2 separate regions of the Homo sapiens genome follow, and region 2 is linked to region 1. Evidence: chromatin loops called from intact Hi-C (ENCODE). Cell type or tissue: PC-9. All regions are shown on one strand. Links, peaks and the distances in the headings refer to the core of each region. The heading gives the core; the rest is flanking DNA. Region 1 overlaps STARD13 (StAR related lipid transfer domain containing 13). Region 2 overlaps LINC00423 (long intergenic non-protein coding RNA 423).

Region 1 (2,821 bases), core at 230-2,729:
ACCTCACAGGATTACTGTGGAGAGTAAGTGAGGAAATAGATGTGCATGTGCTTTGCGACCTGTTACATCTTATCACACTGCAGATGTTATTATTATTTTATTCATTTATTCAACAAGTAGTGATTAAGTAACCACTGTGTATCAGGCATGCTTAGAGTTCCTAGGTGTCATTAGTGAGCAGAACAGATAAAATTCCCTGCCCTTTAGGGTTTACATTGCCATGGGGATTTTGAGAACGTCTGGTCAATGGGAGGTTTGGTGAAAACAATGTGGGTCGTGGATGAAAGAATCCCAGATAAACAGCCATATCCAGTGCCCCTGCAGGGGAGAGTTTTATGGGGAATATGTTCATGAAACAGACTAATATCATAAGTACATATTTTGATTTAAGGAATTTATTTACTTTTTCTTCTTTGGAATTCTTGGCACTTACTTTTCTACCTGTTTGTTTTTATGCAGTAAGCTATGGCTCTAGTGAGAATGATTCCTGGGTGGCTTTTTTTTCAGACCTCAAGATATTGTCATATCATGCCTTTTTCATCTTAGAGTCTAGACTCCTCCCCTACTTGATGAATAAATGGAGCATTAAGGCATCAAGGACAGAGTGGCCCTAATGAGAATGAGTGAGGCAGAGCAGAGCCCGGCAAGAATGAAGATCCTGCAATGGTGGGGCAGGTTAAGCTCTAGGCCCTCTAGAGGAACTTTCTGTGCTGGACTTACCCGCTATTCAAAAAGGAACTGAACTTTCCTGGGCACCCTGGCTTATAGTGAAATAATATGTCTGCTATTTTTTAAATGCCTATAGGGAGTTGATTTGCTTCAACCCTCAATTTTCACAGCTCTCATTCCCCAGTGGCTCATGGGTTGGCCCACTTCTGCAAAGCAAGGTAGAACCTTCCTGAGTGGCTGGTCAGGTAGACAGTGGCCACTAGTGTCAGCCACTGCTCATCCCCCCTATACCTGGAGGAAAGCCTAATACAGGTCGTCTTACTGATCACTCTGTGTGCCAGGCCGGCCTCCACCCAAGTTCGGGTATGTGACAAAGGCTTTCCTGATTGCTGCAACAAATGGAGAGCAGTCCTCATTCTTTTAAATTGTGGTAACAGCAGGGGAAGGATTCCAAGCCATTAGAGCATACTCAGGTTTTTGTATATGTCAGCCGAATGGATCACAGGGGAAATTATACACTGCTACTTTTTGTGGCCATAAAAACAGAATTCTTAGTAATATTTCTTTGCATTCCAAGGTTTATCGCTCTAATCCCACACATCAGGATATTCAGGCTGATAATATTGTCACTTAAAATATGAGTTACTTTCTTTTTTATTCTTAAAGTTTGGAATGTCTAGAAAATGCACAGTTTTGCCATACTTAGATGATTCGCCACAAAGAATCCAGACAATATTTATCTTCCTTCAACTGGCAACAACTCCAAATTTCATCAAAGGGCATGGAAAGAAAGCATGTACTGTCAAAAGAGAAAAAAATTCAAGATGTCAGGTGAGTGATTATTGGGGTGAGATCCATCTCCGATTTGTTTACATCTTCTGCTTTTCTGATTTTGGAAGGAGGCCCAGGACTGTGCACACCACAGGGCTGGCTGTGCTGTACGAGAGTTCTCATAATCGAGATGCCCTGAAGGTAAATACTTCAGTGTGACTCACAAATATTTATCCTCATATGAGCAGGTATTATTCCATTTGAGAAGAATTCCTACTTTTTTAACAGCAGAGAAATGTTGATCAGGATCTACAAAAAGAATAAAGCAGACAGTGTTTCTGTTTAAATTGTCGAGCACGTTCCTCTTTTGTCCACCGTGTCTTGCGGGCTGTTTCTGGGCACACAGTCATGTGCGTGCACACACACATCCCAGAGATGCTATCTTTGTATTGTTTGGTTTCCAAATTTCTTTCTCGTTTCAGCAAATATTGTTATTTTAATTATTTTAGACATGTCTGCAGCTCTCCAGCTGTGGGCTCTGAGCTGCTTTTTCTGACTGAGATCTTAGGATGTCCAGAGGGTAGTCAGGGATTTATTGTGCTGCCTCGAAGTCTGACAATAACCTTCCTGCCCTGGCCTTGTCTTCTAGGGGACATGGGAAATATAGACGTATATATATATTTTGGTTTCTGTGGATTTTTGTTGGAAGTACAGCAGGAAAATTTTCTTTCATAAACCTAATAAAGAAAAGGTGGTCTCAAATCAGATTCCAGTTATAGTAGCTGAAGATGGCCAAAGGGAAAGATGGAAAGAACCTCTCTTCAAAGCTATTGATGAGCTGATGATTGAGCTAACCCTGGAACCGTTCTATTTCCTGACTTTTTTTTTTTTTGAGACGGAGTCTTGCTCTGTCACCCAGGCTGGAGTGCAGTGGCGCATTCAAGTGATTCTCCTGTCTCAGCCTACTAAGTAGCTGGGATTACAGGCACCTGCCACCACTTCCAGCTACTTTTTACATTTTTTAGTAGAGACAGGATTTCGCCACATTGGCCAGGCTGGTCTCGAACTCCTGACCTCAAGTGATCCACCCACCTTGGCCTCCCAAAGTGCTGGCATTACAGGTGTGAGCCGCCATGGCTGGCCTATTTCCTGACTTTTTGTTTGTGTTTTGTGAGACCATGAATTTCCTGTCATTTAAGCCATTTTGGGATGGGGCTTCTAGTGGTTGCTGTGGAAAGCCACTGGGCACAGTGAGTAGAAGATGGTCTTTCTAAGGCATAGAGAGATCCTGAGACCAGAAGAAGAGCTTCCCCTCTCGATCCTCATAGAAAAACACTGTGACGGCAACGAGTGGTTTCCAATAATCATTTCTTCTTCAGAA
Region 2 (2,821 bases), core at 128-2,627, 300 kb before region 1:
TCACCCATTTCCAGATTATTACTGAAAATCTCCTGACACCTAACATCTCAGAACCAAAAAGAATACCTGCTTTTCACCTGCAAGTGTCTCACTGTGTGTGTATGTATATGTGTGTGTATATGTAACATGCATGTGTATATGTGTATGTATTTGTGTATATATGTGATACGTATGTGTTTATATGTGCATATGCATGTAATATGTGTATGTGTGTACTTGTGTGTGTATGCATGTGCCTGTATGTGTGTGAGTGGGTAAGTGTGTGCGTGTATATGTGTGTGTGTATATGTGTGTGTGCGTGTGTGTGTCTATGTGTGTGCACGTGTATATGTGTGTGTGTATGTGTGTGTATGAGTGTATATGTGTGTGTTGGGGGGTGAGTGGGGTAGTGGGGGCTCAGACGGGGTGTTTTCTGGTCAAACCTTAAGGTCCACAACTACCCCTTTCTGTCTACTGATAATTCTTGATGATTAAATCCATAGGTTTCTCTGGGCTACAAAGCCAGAACTCTAAGGTCCTTTTTTTAAATTATAAGAACGAAAATAGAAGAAATTCCCTTTGGTTCTCTTAGGAAATGCATGATTGAGAAACAGCCCGTTGTCCTCTTCAGTTTTCATATGCCGTGCACAGTGAGACAGGGGAGCAGAGCCCTGGGAGCCGGCGCGCTCTCGAGACGTGGACTGTCGCCCCGGGGAGAAGACAGCAGACTGTGCTTCTGAGCTTTCGCCCTCTCCTTCCCCGGCAGAGGCGCTTGTGAAACGTTTGCTACAGTTGGGGCAGGATGGAGAAGGCAGGGTCAAGCTGCACAGCCCCAGGGCAGTGGTGCCATTCTCCATGGTGCTAACAGACTGTGAGTGGGATGCTGAAATTTTAGGGTCCCATTTCCCACAGACGTTTGCCTTGCTCATGGCTGTGGTATAAGAGCAAATTCTCCTTATCCTAAGCCAACCAAGCTTGCTTTATTAAAATATCTTTTATGCCTTCTTGTCCCCACTTCACTGCTCCAGTCTCTTCACTTCCTGAATTTTGTCAATTCTAAGACACGTTTGGGTACATTTGAGCAATTCGAAGTGGGGATGCCTCTTACAGTCAATGCTTGTCATAGTTTAATTGGCAGCCTTGGGACATAACATAATGGTATGCTTTATAATCTATGGTGCCCTAGGTTTGATGAAATATGACAACTCTATGGGCTTTGCAAAACTGTCTCCCTTTCGAGCCTTGTCATATGCTACTGCTTCATACAAACTCTGTCCCGAAGGATGTTTTGTGATGACTTGTGTCCCTGGAATGCACTTTCTTCCCGGGCGATCTTTGCTCTGGTTTTTCTCTGCCTCTGACGCTTTCTATTACAGCTTCGTCTCTGCCTATGGAAATCCGTCCTCTTCTTCAGGGCCCAGCTCAAAGGCTCATCACCACCTGGAGTCTCCCCTGATGATCTCATCCTGAAATCATCCCTTCCTGCCCTAAAATCTTACAGGGATTTGCTTGTGCTTCCTCATGGCATTTAGAGGCCTTTAAAAAACTAATGATCAAATTATTTATCTTTCTTAATAAATTCTTATCCTTATCTTTCTTGGTATTTGGAAGCAAATATTACATTTATATTCTCAAACAGTTGATTTTTCATGGACAATGTGGTAAGGAATGTTGGGCAAAACTCAACTCCAATTCAGATGGAATATCTGTGTCAATTTTATGCAAAACCTTTCTTTTTTTTTTTTTTAAAAAAAACCACTTTTTGAGTTATGATTGAGATATAAAAACCTGTACATATTTAATGTATACAATCTGATGAGTTTGGAGATGAGTACCATCAGCCTTCCAGATCTACAGTTTCTGCATCTGGGGATTTAACTAACTCGAATCAAAAATATTTGGAGAAAATATATACAAATAATACAAATAAAAAGCAATGCTGTATAGTAACTACATAGCATTTAGGTATTATAAGTAATCTAGAGATGATTTAAAGTGTATGGGAGGATGTGCTTAGGTTATATGCAAATATTATACCATTTTATATCAGGGACTTGAGCATCTACAGGTTTTGGTATCTCTGGGGGTCTTGGAACCAATCCCCCTCAGATATTGAGGGATGACTGAAATCGCCTTTGCAAAATTATAACTGAGGAAATTATGACAGTGCAAGAGATCAGACCTAACTGACTCCATCTTTCTTCTAACTTTTAAGCTGTCCTTGTTCATTCCTGGGCGTAGGCTGAACTAACTTTGGGAAGGAATTCAGTTTATGGATTCCTTAACTGTTTTTGTTCTGAAACAAAATTGATAATAGCCCTTTCTTGAAAAGACCTCTTTCCTGCCTGGGGACAAGTTTGCCTTTGCAGGACTAACAATTTAGCTACAATATTAGAAATTACAGTTTAGGAGTCGTGCAACCTCTGGTTCCGGGAGTCTGAATCTCCCCACCTTGCTCCTGGAGATAACATCATTATTGTAAAACCTAAGATCAGTGCTTGAGTATTTTGCAGACCCTGCACTTGATGGATTAGCTGACACCATGGAGACTGGTAATTTGGCTCAACTAGTTCTGCAACCCCACCTAGGAACAGAAGACAGTAAGAAAACCTCACTTCGACCCTGACCCGCCAAATTATTTTTAAAAACCCTACACCGGGCCTGGTGGCTCACACCTGTGATCTCAGCACTTTGGGAGGCCGAGGTGGGTGGATCATATGAGGTCAGGAGTTCGAGACCAGCCTGGCCAATATGGAGAAACCCCGTCTCTGCTAAAAACACAAAAGTTAGCCAGGTGTGGTGGCGCATGCCTGTAGTCCCAGCTACTCAGAAGGCTGAGACA

Evidence for each region. Peaks named below come from ENCODE experiments on the same cell type or tissue, not always from the same donor. Only the 100,000 strongest peaks of a DNase experiment are listed, where the experiment ranks them.
Region 2: it touches region 1 in a loop (23-fold over the local background); 1 of 110 quality-filtered maps calls a loop at or near these places.

The regions. Positions count from the first base shown.
Region 1 is chr13:33,118,458-33,121,278 of GRCh38, forward strand. The region is part of intron 7 of STARD13 (StAR related lipid transfer domain containing 13); the gene reads right to left. Among named protein-coding and RNA genes, the nearest start is that of KL, 100 kb to the left of the region's middle. In PC-9, for the core only: no CTCF peak of the experiment used is centred there; DNase peaks (open chromatin) are centred at 1,054 and 1,654; H3K4me3 peaks cover 896 bases; H3K27ac peaks cover 2,500 bases.
Region 2 is chr13:32,823,538-32,826,358 of GRCh38, forward strand. All of the region lies in intron 4 of LINC00423 (long intergenic non-protein coding RNA 423), which reads right to left. Among named protein-coding and RNA genes, the nearest start is that of LINC00423, 87 kb to the right of the region's middle. In PC-9, for the core only: no CTCF peak of the experiment used is centred there; a DNase peak (open chromatin) is centred at 1,344; H3K4me3 peaks cover 653 bases; H3K27ac peaks cover 2,500 bases.